Regions from separate parts of the Homo sapiens genome. Here region 2 is linked to region 1. A link is an interaction called in ENCODE POLR2A ChIA-PET data of the cell type or tissue named here. Cell type or tissue: HepG2. All regions are shown on one strand. Each heading gives the region's core, and the rest is flanking DNA. Links, peaks and the distances in the headings are about the cores only.

What was found. ChIA-PET counts read pairs that join two places held together with the same protein. Peaks named below come from ENCODE experiments on the same cell type or tissue, not always from the same donor. Only the 100,000 strongest peaks of a DNase experiment are listed, where the experiment ranks them.
Region 2: POLR2A ChIA-PET joins it to region 1 with 7 read pairs; 8 of 35 experiments call an interaction of 5 or more read pairs at or near these places.

Annotation. Positions count from the first base shown.
Region 1 is chr11:583,446-591,314 of GRCh38, reverse strand. PHRF1 (PHD and ring finger domains 1) reads right to left here. Exons shown (of 18, transcript NM_001286581.2): 4 at 3,851-4,056. Among named protein-coding and RNA genes, the nearest start is that of PHRF1, 11 kb to the right of the region's middle. RefSeq lists enhancers at 6,551-7,050, 7,051-7,552. In HepG2, for the core only: no CTCF peak of the experiment used is centred there; a DNase peak (open chromatin) is centred at 3,194.
Region 2 is chr11:709,880-717,286 of GRCh38, reverse strand. It overlaps EPS8L2 (EPS8 signaling adaptor L2), which reads right to left. Exons shown (of 21, transcript NM_022772.4): 4 at 6,801-6,865. Among named protein-coding and RNA genes, the nearest start is that of EPS8L2, 7.4 kb to the right of the region's middle. RefSeq lists an enhancer at 6,651-7,407. In HepG2, for the core only: no CTCF peak of the experiment used is centred there; DNase peaks (open chromatin) are centred at 4,306 and 6,216.

The DNA.
Region 1 (7,869 bases), core at 1,271-6,270:
ACTGAAAATCAAGTATCTGCTAAATGCCTCCATGCGCCAGGCCCTCCACTAAGCTGCTGGCAACACGGCAGTGGAGGGAGCACAGCGAGCCTTGCCTCCCTGCAGAGCTGCCAGCCCTAGCGGGGAGGAAAGAGCAGCTCCATGAACGCGTAGCATCTCAGTGACAAGTAAGAACAATAAAGGGAGGAAGGACAGGCGTGGGGGCGGCATTGTGCACAGGCCCCTCTGCGGCGAGCCTGTTCAAGTCTTCTGCTAACTTTTCCAAAAGATTGTTGGACATTCACTAGTAAATTTTTAGAATTTCTTTTCATAGGCCGGGAGCAGGGGCTCATACCTGTAATCCCAGCACTTTGGGAGGCCGAGGCAGGCAGATTACCTGAGGTCGGGAGTTCGAGACCAGCCTGACTGACACAGAGAAACCCCGCCTCTACTAAAAATACAAAATTAGCTAGGTGTGGTGGCGCATACCTGTAACCCCAGCTACTCGGGAGGCTGAGGCAGGAGAATCGTTTGAACCCGAGAGGCTGAGGTTGCGGTGAGCCGAGATGGCGCCACTGCACTCCAGCTTGGGTGACAAGAGCCAAACTCCATCTCAAAAAAAAATTTACTTTCATAGTATGGATAACAGTCAGGTATACGTTGCAAATTTATTTTTGCCTTTATTAATAGTGTTCTGACCCACATAAGATCTTTATGTTGGCTTTATTAAGGTACACCATACACAAGAAAACACTGATTTTAACTGAATAATTCAATCGGCTCTGACAAATATACAACCTGTGGAGTACCCACCCTGGTCTTCGGGCCCTTCCCTCTCCCACCTGACTGTTTCTTCCTGTTGTCTCAGGGGTGTGGTTAGGTACGTCTTCCCTGGGGTTTCTCAGGATTGGAGCCGCAGCATGGACTCTGCTCATGGCATTCTGCCCTCCCTAGCACTGAAGAGACACTGCCACACAAATGGTCCACGTGTCCATTCCCCCGTGGTGAACATCGATGGACGTGTCTTCGTGTGGGCGCACTCCTGTTTCTCTTGGGTAAACACCCAGGAATACATGGCCTTTGAGGTTGTACGTGTGACACCCCCACCTCTGGAGTCTGGGGTGCCCTCCTACCGACCAGCTCCAGGGGTGTGCGGCAGCACCCCCCATGGTGGGACTGGGGTTCCCAGAGGAGCCCTGCTGCTGAACCCTGCACGCTCCGTGCCCGTTTGCACACATTCTCAGGCTGAGCCCCGCACGCTCCATGCCCGTTTGCAGACATTCTCAGGCTGAGCCCCGCACGCTCCATGCCCGTTTACAGACACTCTCTGAGGCTGAGCCCCACACGCTCCGTGCCCGTTTGCAGACTCTCAGGCTGAGCCCCGCACGCTCCGTGCCCGTTTGCAGACACCCTCTCAGGCTGAACCCTGCACGCTCCATGCCCGTTTGCAGACATTCTCAGGCTGAGCCCCGCACGCTCCGTGCCCGTTTGCAGACTCTCTCTCAGGCTGAGCCCCGCACGCTCTGTGCCCGTTTGCAGACACCCTCTCAGGCTGAGCCTGACATGCTCCGTGCCCGTTTGCAGACACTCTCTCAGACTGTTTAGGAAATCCTTCTCTTTTCTTATCACAGAGCTACCCATGCTTTCTTTTCAAAGGTTCAGCTTTGCTTTCTAGTCCGAGATCTTGACTCCGTCCGGCATCGTGTGTGTGCTGTGAGCAGCCCCCAGCTGACCTGCCCCACAGGCGCCTCCTGCCCCCCCGAGTGTGTCCAGGCCTCTTCTAAGCCCCTGCAAAACCCCTGGGACTGGTTTCCATTCCTGGACCGGTTCCAGTTCAATCCCTGTAGTTTTATAAATCATAATATCCAGTAGGCAATTTCTCCCCTTTTCAAAGCTATCTTGGCAATTCTTGGTGCCTTCCTGTCCTCCTGTGTTGACTTCACAACACATCAAGCACCCTGAACTCCTGCTGGGAAGGACGGAATCAGCATCCTCAACCTCTCTATGGAGCAAGATGTCTCGAAAGGGAAGGGGCCTTGCTTCAGTCACGGCTGTGTTAGAAAAGCTCTTTAAATGTCTTACACGTCTCCTTATGACTTATTTCTAAACACAATTTTAATCTTTATTAACCTCGTATCCAATAATCTCGCTAAGCAGCATTTTAACAGTTCATCTGTAAGAGTTCTCCTTTTTTTTTTTTTGAGACAGTGTCTTGCTCTGTCGCCGGGCTGGAGTGCAGTGGTGCAATCTCAGCTCACTGCAACCTCCAACTCCCAGGTTCAAGTGATTCTCCTGCCTCAGCCTCCCGAGTAGCTGGGACTACAGGTACGTGGTACCACGCCCGGATAATTTTTGTATTTTTAGTAAACACAGGGTTTCACCATGTTGGCCAGGATGGTCTTGATCTCTTGACCTCATGATCCACCCACCTTGGCCTCCCGAAGTGCTGAGATTACAGGCGTGAGCCACTGCACCCGGTTCCATTTGTAAGATTTCTATACTGACAAACTTGTTTGCAAATGCCCTCTTCTGCCCAATATTTATCTAATAAATGCCAGACAGAAAATACATAGCAAACACTGTATCTTGTTCCTCAATTTAAATGAAAGCTTCACTTGCCAAAAGAAAAATCTACAAAAAAAAATAAAAATAAAAATGGCCGGGCGTGGTGGCTCACGCCTGTAATCCCAGCAGTTTGGGAGGCCGAGACGGGTGGATCACCTGAGGTTGGGAGTTCAAGACCAGCCTGACCAACATGGTGAAACCCTGTCTCTACTAAAAATACAAAATTGCCCTGGCGTGGTGGTGGGCACCTACAGTTCCAGCTACGCGGGAGGCTGAGGCAGGAGAATCGCTTGAACCCGGAAGGTGGAGGTTGTGGTGAGCCAAGATCGCGCCATTGCACTCCAGCCTGGGCAACAAGAACAAAACTCCGTCTCAAAAAAACAAAAAAAAAAAGAAAAGTCTAAGTCTGAATCTACTGTGTGCTGTGGACCCACCACAACAGAACAGGAACAGGAAGTACCAGAGCCAGACTTTGGGTGACATCACAGCCTGCCACCACCAGCAGCATGAGGAATGTCTGGGTCCTGCTTCAAACTAAGCATACAGGCAGTTTTCAGCTACTCAGTGAAACAGAACAGGAGGACCCAGTCACTAGGAACCCTGGGTGAGGTCACGGTCCTGAAGAGAGCCGGGGACAGCACGGGCTGCTGGTGCAATCGCAGGGAGGGGAGGGAGTCAAGAGGTAGTGGTGTCGGAGCTGAGCCCTGAGTACAGAGGTCGGGGACTCATGAGTCATCCTCAGACTGCAAGCTCTCCTTTTCTGACATTTTTCACAATATTCAGAAAGGGAGGGGGGAGCTGACTGCTTCTAAAAGTTCATTTTGAAATATAAAATACACTGCACGTTTACGGTAAACTCTATTCACCTGTTTTAAGGACAGTCTCTTTTGATGCCAGTTATTGTGAATGAATGCCAAATCGTACCGGTGTTTTCTGTATCAACTGAGAGAACCACATGTCAAGGCAGCAAAGTGACCACGCACCACAGCACACCTGCCTCTGGCTTGCAGGCCAAGATGGCCCCTATGTCAACCAGGGTTTCTGCAGCTGGTCCTGGGAGACCCACGGCCATCCTCTCTCCTGCCCCTGACCAATACACCACAAACGCCTCACATGAGCTCACCCACACCCCCAAGAGCCATGGTGCTCACAAAGCAAAGACCAAGCCAGACTCAATCCTGTGGCCCCAGGGTCAGCCGCAGAGCAGACAACTAGAACCTCACAAGAGGCTGAACACAGGCTGGGTCACCTATAAACAGGGAGGCCATCCTGAAGGGAGGAAGCACCCAACCAGAGGTGAACTCACCTTGGACCATTCGACAATGCAGTCCAGGCAGAAGTAATGGGCACAGTTCTCCGGCGTCCCCACGGCCTGGTCTCTGAATGCGTTGAGACAGATTGGGCAGCTCTCTGCATCATCATCAGAATTGAAAGAGCCAGCGGCTTCCAGTTTCCCCTGAGTACCCGCTACCTCCAGCAATGTCTCCCCGTCGTCTTCAGAATCCTCGGAACCTGGAGAGGAAACATGCCAGCTGGTGCAAGCAGGATGGGCAGCGTGAACCGCGGCACTGGAGGCAAGCGGGCCCAGGCTGCGCTCAGGACACCAGGTCGGCAATGCACAGCCCACCTCCCCGCAGGCTCCTGCCACTTACCTCCACGTCCACGCTCAGCACATCCACAACCCTGGGAGCCCTGCCCTGCACCTAACCTGAAGCCTCGGGTGCCCTGCACCGAGGGGCGGGAAGCTGAGCGTCCTGAGTGCCAGACCAGCTCCTCTAAGCTGAGCCTGGGGCTGAGGCAGACCTCGAGAGGCAGGGCAGCCCTGGGGCCTAGCACAGGTCCCAGAGACCATCAGGTTCATTTCAGAGCCTCCAAGCGAGCCCCTCAGTGCAGCAGCCCCCTGACAGCAGCCCCCATTTCCAACGCCCCCTTCTCAAAGCATGAGGACCACAAACCCTCTGCCCGCGGAAGGGACTTCCTTCTGAGGTTGCCTGTTCCTCCTCCCTGTGGGAGGCAGAGCACAGACTCCTAACTGGGCCACTAACCACAACCGTTCTGGCCAATTCGGAGTGGTTCTGAGGCTACACCTTGACCAGCAGGGAGCAGGGAGATGCTCCGAGTTCAACACGGCAGAGCCCATACGTGCACTGCTATCTTCTTTGTACCAAACTCCAATGAAACAACGCTAAAGTAAACAGAACACAAGTTCACATGGGAAGAGGAGCAGACTCGGTGTGGGTGGCAGGTTCCTCCTAGGCCCGAAACCCTCCAAACCCTCCCGGTTCCACGCATGTGGGCAGGACCCTGCCAGCACTGGGGCATCACTGCCAGGACCCTCTGTTATCTGGCAAAGGGAAAGACACACCCAGAACAGAAATATTTACACTGTTAAAGAGGCTGGGAGAAGTGAGAGCTGCGAGGGAGGCAGCAGAAGAGTTTTAAGTTCCCATCTTTCATGTTAAGAGTTGAAGAGCTACTGGCCGGGCGTGGTGGCTCACGCCTGTAATCCCGGCATCTTTGGGAGGCTGAGGTGGGCAGATCACGAGGTCAGGAGATAGAGACCATCCTGGCTAACAGTGAAACCCCGTCTCTACTAAAAGTACAAAAAATTGCCAGGCGTGGTGGCTCAAGCCTGTAATCCTAGTACTTTGGGAGGCTGAGGCAGGTGGATCACCTGAGGTCAGGGGTTTGAGACCAGCCTGGCCAACATGGTGAAACCCCGTCTCTACAAAAAATACAAAAATAGCCGGGTGTGGTGGCGTGTGCCTGTAATCCCAGCTACTTGGGAGGCTGAGACAGGAGAATCGCTTGAACCTGGGAAGCAGAGGTTGCAGTGAGCCTAGACTGCACGATTGCACTCCAGCCTGGGCAACAGAGCAAGACTCCGTCTCAAAAATAAATAAATAAATAAATATACAAAAAATTAGCTGGACGCGGTGGCAGGTGCCTATAGTCCCAGCTACTTGGGAGGCTGAGGCAGGAGAATGGCGTGAACCTGGGACGCAGAGCTTGCAGTGAACTGAGATCGTGCTGCTGCACTCCAGCCTGGGCAACAGAGCGAGACTCGACCTCAAAAAAAAAAAAAAAAAAGAGTTGAAGAGCTACTACCTCAAGCTGGAAAGGGCTACTACCTCAAGCTGGAAAGGGCTACTACCTCAAGCTGGAAAGGGCTACTACCTCAAGCTGGAAAGGGCTACTACCTCAAGCTGGAAAGGGCTACTACCTCAAGCTGGAAAGGGCTACTACCTCAAGCTGGAAAGAGCTACTACCTCAAGCTGGAAAGGGCTACTACCTCAAGCTGGAAAGGGCTACTACCTCAAGCTGGAAAGGGCTACTACCTCAAGCTGGAAAGGGCTACTACCTCAAGCTGGAAAGGGCTACTACCTCAAGCTGGAAAGGGCTACTACCTCAAGCTGGAAAGGGCTACTACCTCAAGCTGGAAAGGGCTACTACCTCAAGCTGGAAAGGGCTACTACCTCAAGCTGGAAAGGGCTACTACCTCAAGCTGGAAAGGGCTACTACCTCAAGCTGGAAAGGGCTACTACCTCAAGCTGGAAAGGGCAGTGTAACAAGTGATTTCCAGCAGGAAACACCAGGGTGGGAAAAGCAATGAGAACGAAAGCTCCCAAGCCCCAGCAACGTGGGTGTTGCTCGTGGAATAACTCCCTCCTCAACATGTTTCCCACCAGTTAGGGACCCACTGGCTACTTCTTCATGTTTAAAAAACAGTCCTGGCCAGGCGCGGTGGCTCATGCCTGTCATCCCAGCACTTTGGGAGGCCAAGGCGGGTGGATCACCTGAGGTCAGGAGTTCAAGACCAGCCTGGCCAACATGGTGAAACCCCATCTCGAATAACAATACAAAAATTACCCAGGCATGGTGGTGCGCGCCTGTAATCCGAGCTACTCGAGAGGCTGAGGCAGGAGAATCGCTTGAACCCGGGAGGCAGAGGCTGCAGTGAGCCGAGATTGCGCCACTACACTCCAGCCTGGGCAACAAGAGTGAAACTCGGTCTCAAAAAAAAAAAAAAAAAAAAAAAAAGGTCCTGGAGAAATAAAAAGAAGTGTTCACAGTGGCTATACCAACACCTCTCCAGTGCCTTCCCATCCCCTTCCTTCGGGGCGCTCAGCCCTCAGGGGCTCCAGGTCTCCATAAACCTGTCTCTTCACAGCTCCCCCGTCCTGGCCTGCCGCCTCTGCCCAGCCACCTCCTCCTGCCCCTCAGGTGGCAGCTTGGATTCTCCAGAAGCCTCTCCCCACCCCAGGTCCATGGAGCCTGCCCCTCCCCTGGACGCCCACAGCTCTCAGTGTCTATGACCCTGTCCCCCAGCTGCTGCTTGGCGCACTGTTTGCTGCTAGAAGGTGAGCGCAGACACGGTGGGGGCCCTGCTGAGGCTCCCGCCACCTTCACTCCAGCCCCCAACCCAGAGTCTCTGGCATCCAATGTGCCCTCAGGATCTCAAGGACAGAGTCACCTGGCGGCCCTGACGGCCCACACTTTCAGCCCTGGCAACGCCAGAACTGGTGCGGAGACCTACTACAGATGAACCAGAGCCCTAACCTGATGCTGGGAGGGAGCAGGGAAGCCCCTCAGGACCTGCAGACCCAAGCAGACCCGCAGAGCACGTGCAGAGCTAAACATCGAACTCTGGAAGGACACGGCCAACACACATTGGCTCAGGCCATGAGTGCCATTCCCTTACCAACAGTCTCAAACAGGAGTGTTACCTTTCTGGAACATTCTAACCCTGATAACCACAGGGCTATGCAGAAAGACTGCTACACACAGATCACAGTAGCCACTTGAGGACCATGGATTTTCCAGCCCAAGGGTGATGTCAGAAGGAAAGTAGTGGAAAGGCAAAGTTCTGAGCCTGAGCTCGGCCTCCCTCTGAGGAAGCAACCACAGCAGGGCCGGGGCAGGGCCACCTCCTTGGTGGCCTCACAGGCTGTGCACCACCGAGGGTGATGGCAACAGGGGACAAGGAAGGAGGTACCACCAGCGCACCCCACGGACTTGTCTCCCCTTTGTTTTGTTTGAGATAACGTCTCGCTCCAACACCCAGGCTGGAATGCAGCCTCAACTTCCTGGGCTCAAGGGTCCTCCCACCTCAGCCTCCTGCGTAGCTGAGACCATGGGCCTGGGCCACCACACCCAGCGCAGACCTGCCCTTTGGAACATTGTTCTCTCAAAAGAAGTTCAAGGGCACAACCATCAGCCAATTGTAAGTGAGCTGAGAATTTTTTATCTTTTTGAGACAGAGTCTCGCTCTGTGGCCCAGGCTGGAGTGTGGTGGCGTGATCTCAGCTCGCTGTAGCCTCGACC
Region 2 (7,407 bases), core at 1,469-6,468, 130 kb before region 1:
CAGTGGGCACAGGGCCAGACACGGTGGCTCATGCCTGTAATCCCAGCACTTTGGGAGGCCAAGGCAGGTGGATCACAAGGTCAGGAGTTCGAGACCAGCCTGACCAACACGGTGATACCCCGTCTCTACTAAAAATACAAAAATTAGCCCGGCGTGGTGGTGGGCGCCTGTAACCCCGGCTACTCAGGAGGCTGAGTTAAGAGAATCACTTGAACCCGGAAGGTAGAGATTGCAGTGAGCCGAGATCGTGCCATTGCATTCCAGCCTGGGCAACAGAGCGAGACTCTGTCTCAAAAATAAATAAATAAATAAAATAAGTGTGCAGAAACACGCAAGGGACTATGAGGCCACTCATCTCTCTGCGAGAGGCAGAGTAAAACCTGAAACACACAATACAACCAAACAAGAAAAACCAGGCTGCTGGGCCACAGAACAAGTCTCAGTAAATCTCAAGTGACTGCAACAGTACAGAATATGTTTTTTGATCATAACAGAATTAAGGTAGAAACCCATAATAAAAATAAAACCAGAAAATCCCCAAATGTTTAGAAACAAAGCAACATATTTCTAAATAACCCATGCATCAAAGATGAAGTCACAAGAAAACTAGAAAGCATTCTGAACATACATATCACAATTTGTGGAATACAACTAAACCAGTGCTGCAAGGAGAATGTAGAGCTTTCCATGAATATCTTAGAAAAGAAGAAAGACTTAAGATCAATAATCTGGCCAGGCACGGTGGCTCACGCCTGTAATCCCAGCACTTTGGGAGGCCAAGGAGGGTGGATCACTTGAGATCAGGAGTTTGAGACCAGCTGGGCCAACATGGCAAAACTCTTGTCTGTACTGAAAATACAAAAATTATCCCAGCACTTTGGGAGGCTGAGGCAGGCAGATCACAAAGTCAGGAGATCAAGACCATCCTGGCTAACACGGTGAAACCCTATCTCTACTAAAAACACAAAAAATTAGCCGGGCGGGGTGGCGGGCGCCTGTAGTCCCAGCTACTCAGGAGGCTGAAGCAGGAGAATGGCATGAACCTGGGAGGCGGAGCTTGCTGTGAGCTGAGATGGTGCCACTGCACTCCAGCCTGGGTGACAGAGCGAGACTCTGTCTCAAAAAAAAAAAAAACCCCACACAAAAATTAGCCAGGCATGGTGGTGCATGCCTGTAACCTCAGCTACTTGGGAGGCTGAGGCAGGAGAATCGCTTGAACCCAGGAGGCGGAGGTTGCAGTGAGCTGAGATTGCACCAGTGCACTCCAGCCTGGGTGACAGAGTGAGACTCCATCTCAGAAAAAAAAAAAAAAAAAAAAGATAAATAATCTAAGGTTTCACCTTAAGCAGGTAGGAAAAGTGAATCAATGCCGGGCGCGGTGGCTCATGCCTGTAATCCCAGCACTTTAGGAGGCCGAGGCAGGCGGATCGTGAGGTCATGAGATCGAGACCATCCTGGCTAACGCGGTGAAACCCCGTCTCTACTAAAAATACAAAAAATTAGCTGGGCGTGGTGGTGGGCACCTGTAGTCCCAGCTACTTGGGAGGCTGAGGCAGGAGAATGGCGTGAACCCAGGAGGCGGAGCTTGCAGTGAATCAAGATCGTGCCACTGCACTCCAGCCTGGGCGACAGAGCAAGACTCCATTTCAAAAAAAAAAAAAAAAAAAACAAAAGAAAAAGATAAAGTGAATCAAATAAAACCCACAGTAAGTGGAAGGTAGAAAATTAAGAGGAGGTCAACGCACTTTACACAGACTACTGACAGACACAAATCAACAGAGCCCAAAGTTAGTTATGAGAAGGTTAATAAACTTGGTAAATCCCTAGCAAGCCTGATCAAGAAAAATACTAGAGAAAACACAAATTCTCAAAAACCAGAACAAAAGAGGGGGCATCACTACAGATCTTACAGGCAGGAGAGGGGATTAATAACCGAAACCTTCCCACAAAGAAAATCCTGTGCTCCGAGGGCAGCACTGGCAAATCCTAACAAATATCTAAGGAAGAAACAATAACAAGCTTTCACAAACTCTTTTTTTTTTTTTGAGACAGAGTCTCACTCTGTCTCCCAGGCTGGAGTGCAGTGGCGCAATCTCAGCTTACTGCAAGCTCCGCCTCCGGGGTTCACGCCATTCTCCTGCCTCAGCCTCCCGAGTAGCTGGGACTACAGGCACCCGCCATCCCACCTGGCTAATTTTTTGTATTTTTAGTAGAGACGGGGTTTCACCATGTTAGCCAGAATGGTCTTGATCTCCTGACCTTGTGATCTGCCCACCTCAGCCTCCCAAAGTGCTGGGATTACAGGCATGAGCCACCGCGCCCGGCCCACAAACTCTTTCTGAAAACAGAAGAGGAGGGAATACTTCCCCACCCATTTTATAAAACCAACATAACCCTGCCACACAACCTGCCATAGGCATTATACGAAAATTACAGACCAGTACCTCTAATGGACATCAACACAAAATACCCCTAACAACAATATTACCACATCAGTCCCTCAACACAGGAAAAAGGATCACACACTTGGAATAAATGAGGATTAGGCTGGTTCAACATTCAAAACAGTCAATCAGTGTGGTCCAGTACATTGAGACTGTCTCAAAAAAAAATAAAATAAAATAAAATAAATATAAAATAAAATTTAAAAATTAAATAAAAAAATAAATAAAATAAAATAAAATAAAATAAAATGGATCCTGGCCCTAAACGCAAAAGCCTACACTGGGAAGCATCCAAAAGAAAACACAGGAACTGGCCCAGCGCGGCGGCTCACGCCTGTAATCCCAGCACTTTGGGAGGCTAAGGCTGGTGGATCACCTGGGATCAGGAGTTCGAGACCAGCCTTGCCAACATGGTGAAACCCCATCTCTGATGAAAATACAAAAAATGAGCCGGGCATGGTGATGGATTCCTGTAATCCCAGATACTCAGGAGGCTGAGGCAGGAGAATTGCTTGAACCCAAGAGGTGGAGGTTGCAGTGAACCAAGATCACGCCACTGCACCCCAGCCTGGGTGACACAGCAAAGCTCCACCTCAAAAAAAAAAAGAAAAAAGAAAAGAAAAAGAAAACACAGGAACTTCCACAGTGAATTCCTAATTTACAAAAAATAAAAGAAAACACGGAAGAAATCTCCAGAAATTTGGTCAAAGGATGACTTCTTAGGATGCCAAAAACCCTAAACCATAAAAGAAAAACACATACGAATGGACATCATAAAAATTAATTTCCACTTATCAAACCACAATGATGGAGGCCGGACGCAGTGACTCAGTCCGTCATCCCAGCACTTTGGGAGGCAGGTGGATCACCTGAGGTCAGGCACTGGGGACCAGCCTGGCCAACATAGTGAAAACAGGTGGATCACTTGAGGTCAGGCGTTGGGGACCAGCCTGGCCAACATGGTGAAACCCCATCTGTACTAAAAATACAAAAATTAGGCCAGGCACGGTGGCTCACGCCTGTAATCCCACCACTTTGGGAGGCTGAGGTGGGTGGATCAATTGAGGTCAGGAGTTCAAGACCAGCCTGGCCAACATGGTGAAACCCCATCTCTGCTAAAGATATAAAAAATTAGCTGGGTGTGGTGGTGCGTGCCTGTAATCCCAGGTACTGGGGAGGCTGAGGCAGGAGAATCACTTGAACCCTTGAGGCGGAGGTTGCAGTGAACCAAGATCACGCCACCGCACTCCAGCCTAGGTGACAGGGTGAGACTCTGTCTCAGAGAAAAAAAAATTTAGCCAGGCGTGGTGGCGGGCGCCTGTAGTCCCAGCTACTCAGGAGGCTGAGGCAGGAGAATGGTTTGAACCTGGGAGGCAGAGGTTGCAGTGAGCTGAGATCGCGCCATTGCACTCCAGCCTGGGTGACAGAGCGAGACTCCGTCTCAAACACACAAACAAACAGAAACTGTGGTGATGAAGGCAGGCAGGTGTTGCCAGAGGTTGGGGGTAGCCACCAAGGTCGGGGATTCACAGGTTTGGAGTGATGGGGCTGATGGGTCGACTATGGTGGCAACAGAACCACACCCCCACGTACACATGGCTTTTACTGTGTGATAACTTAGAAAAAAGCAAACCATGGACCCGGGCTCAGGTGCCCCCCACCCACTGTCAGGGCCAATCTGATCCGGCCCCCACCTGGCTGGAGAGACTTCCCACCAGACTCTCACCCTCTCTCTGGTCCCCAGTGTCCTCATCGGGGAGAGGCAGGAAAGCCCCACCCACCCTCCACTCCTCACTCTGTTGGCCTCTGGGCAGACGAGGCTCCTGCTGGCTGGGGGCCAGGCCAGGCCAGCTGGGGCCAAAGTCCAGGAGCCAGGCTGAGAGGCCCCAGGCTCCTCCCGAAGAGGGCAGAGTCCCTGAGAAAGGTGGTGGAGCTGCCCAGGAAGAGGGGACTAAAGTGAACTCGGCCACTGCTCTGTGCCTTCCCCTGGACACTGAGCTGGCCGAAGTCACCAGCCTGGCTGTATGCAGGGTCTAGCTGCCCAGGCTGCTGGGAGGGCCCTGGTCACCCAAAACAGCCCGATTCAAGAGCTCAGGGACTCCTGATGGCTCTTTGGACCCATTGTACAGACGAGGAAACTGAGGCTCAAAGAGTAGTGACCTGTCTCACCTCTGCAGGTGTGGAGGACAGCAAGGGGGAACCAGGGGGCATTTTGGGCCCCCAGCCAGGGCTGTTTGTGGCAGAAAGGACTGGTCCTGCAGGAGGACCCAGCTCCAGGCTCCCTCACCCTCCCTCCTTTTCCTAGTCCTGTAGGCTTGGACCACAACCGGAAGCCCAGCTCGCACCCAGGCTTGGACGACAACCGGGAGCCCAGCTCGCACCCAGGCTTGGACGACAACCGGGAGCCCAGCTCGCACCCAGGCTTGGACGACAACCGGGAGCCCAGCTCGCACCCAGGCTTGGACCACAACCGGGAGCCCAGCTCGCACCCAGGCTTGGACCACAACCGGGAGCCCAGCTCGTACCCAGGCGCAGGGGCCTTTTTTTTTTTCCTTTTGAGATGGAGTCTCGCCCTGTCCCCCAGGCTGGAGTGCAGTGGCGCAATCCCGGCTCACTGCAACCTCCATTTCCCGGGTTCTAGTGATTCTCCTGTCTCAGCTTCCCAAGTAGCTGGGACTACAGGCTCCCACCACCACGTCCAGCTAAGTTTTGTAGTTTTAGTAGAGATGGGGTTTCACCATGTTGGTCAGGCTGGTCTCGAACTCCTGACGTCAGGTGATCCACCCGCCTCGGCCTCCCAAAGTGCTGGGATTACAGGTATGAACAACCGCGCCTGGTCCCTTTTTTTTTTCTCTTTTTTGAGATGGAGTCTCGCTCTGTTGCCCATGCTGGAGTGCAGTGGTGTGATCTCGGCTCACTGCAACCTCCGCCTCCTGGGTTCCAGTGATTCTCCTGCCTCAGCCTCCCGAGTAGCTGGGATTATAGGTATGCACCACGACGCCTGGCTAATTTTGTATTTTCAGTAGACATGAGGTTTTGCCATGTTGGTCAGGCTGGTCTCAAACTCCTAACCTCAGATGATCCACTCACCTCAGCCTCCCAAAGTGCTGGGATTACAGGCGTGAGCCACCGCGCCTGGCCTAAGACTCTGTTGCCCAGGCTGCTGGAGGGCCGTGGTGGGATCCTCCTGCCTGAGCCTCCCAAGTAGCTGGACTACGAGCTCACACTACCAGGCCTGGCTAGGAGGGGGGAGGATTGCTTGAGCCTAGGAGTTTGAGACCAGCCTGGGCAACATAGGGAGACTTCCATCTCCACAAAAAAATAAAATAATTAGATGGGCATGGTGGGGCCAGCCTGTAGGCCCAGCTACTGGGGAGGCTGAGGTGAGGGGATCACTTGAGTCCAGGAGGCGGAGGCTGTAGTGAGCCAAGATCGCACCACTGCACTCCAGCCTGGGCACCTGGGTGACAGAGCTAGACCCTGTCTCAAAATGAAAGAAAGAAAAGAAAAGAGAGAGACAGAGAGAGAGAGAAAGAAAGGAAGAAAAAAAGACACACACACACACACACACACGCACGCACGCACACACGCACACACGCACACAAAACCCCCCAAAAAAACATTTCCTGAGTTCTCCGTGTCAATGAAACTGACCTAGGAGAACAGAAAAGCCCTCAGGGCTGGCGGCTGGTCCGGCGCGTGCAGGCAGCCCCGTCTGAGCCCTGAGAAGCAGCCCGGGCCTCCCTGAATCCCCCATCAAGGGCGTCTTTGTTCTGCCTGCTCCCTCCCGATACAGTTCCTCGTTTTGGGGCCAGGATGATCATCTCCTCCAGGGGCTCTTCCCATCCAGGGCTGGGCAGCAGCCACAGTGTTTTCCCGGCACACCCTGGGCTGCCTCACCCCCCAGGCCGCGAGTTCCCAGGACTGGAACCAGAGGGGCGCTTTCCCCGGCCCCGTGGCTGAGCCCGGGACAGTGTGGGCAGTTCTGGCTCTGGCCTCCCCCGGCCCCGTGGGTGTCAGAAGCTGGGCTGACCACTCTCCCTGGAGCTTTCCTCCCTTCCTCCCTTCCTCCCTTTCTCTCTTTCTCTCTTTCTCTCTTTCGTTTTGAGACAGGGTCTAGCTCTGTCACCCAGGTGCCCAGGCTGGAGTGCAGTGGTGCGATCTTGGCTCACTACAGCCTCCGCCTCCCGGGCTCAAGTGACCCCCTCGCCTCAGCCTCCCCAGTAGCAGGGCCTACAGGCCGGCACCACCATGCCCGTCTAATTATTTTATTTTTTGTGGAGACGAGAACCTGAGGACAGCCATGTCCTGAGGGTGCTCCCTGGGGGCGGAGCCTACCTGGGGGCGGGGCCTTACCTGGACGTGGTACTGCGAGGTCTCGTGCATGATGACGTTGGAGTTGGAATACTTCTTCCTCTGCTCTGAACCGGGAGACACCAGTCACTCCCCCGACGGGCAGGACCCACAGCCTCCCGTCCAGTTGGGACTGGACCCACAAGGGAAGGTGGAGTCAAGCGGAGGGAGGCTGCTCCGTGGACCTCTTGGCCACCAGGAAGGATGTGGGTGTGAAATCAGGACCTGCAGGAAGCCCCCTCCCTCCCTCCAGGGAAGCCCCCTTGGAGAAGGACGCAGCTCGGAGAAGGCGATGGGCTTGCTCTGAGTGGAGTGGGGACCAGCAGCCTGTGCCCGGGGGGTTTCTGTCCCGGAGGGTGAGGGGACAGGAAGGGGGTCCCAGCCCGGCTTCTTCCCACTCTGAGAGCTGCCAGCTTCACTCTCCCTGCCCTCCCAGGTCTTCTCGCTTTCCAGACTAGGCACCTTGTCCAAAGACATAAGTGAAGGGTGCATCTAGCTAGCGAGAGGGCAGGGTCGTCTCTGGGGAAGGGCAGAGTGGGGGGAGGTGGGGGCTGGCCAGGCCCCCCTCCTGGAGCAGACACCTGGCGGCTTATCCTGCCTGAACCTCGCT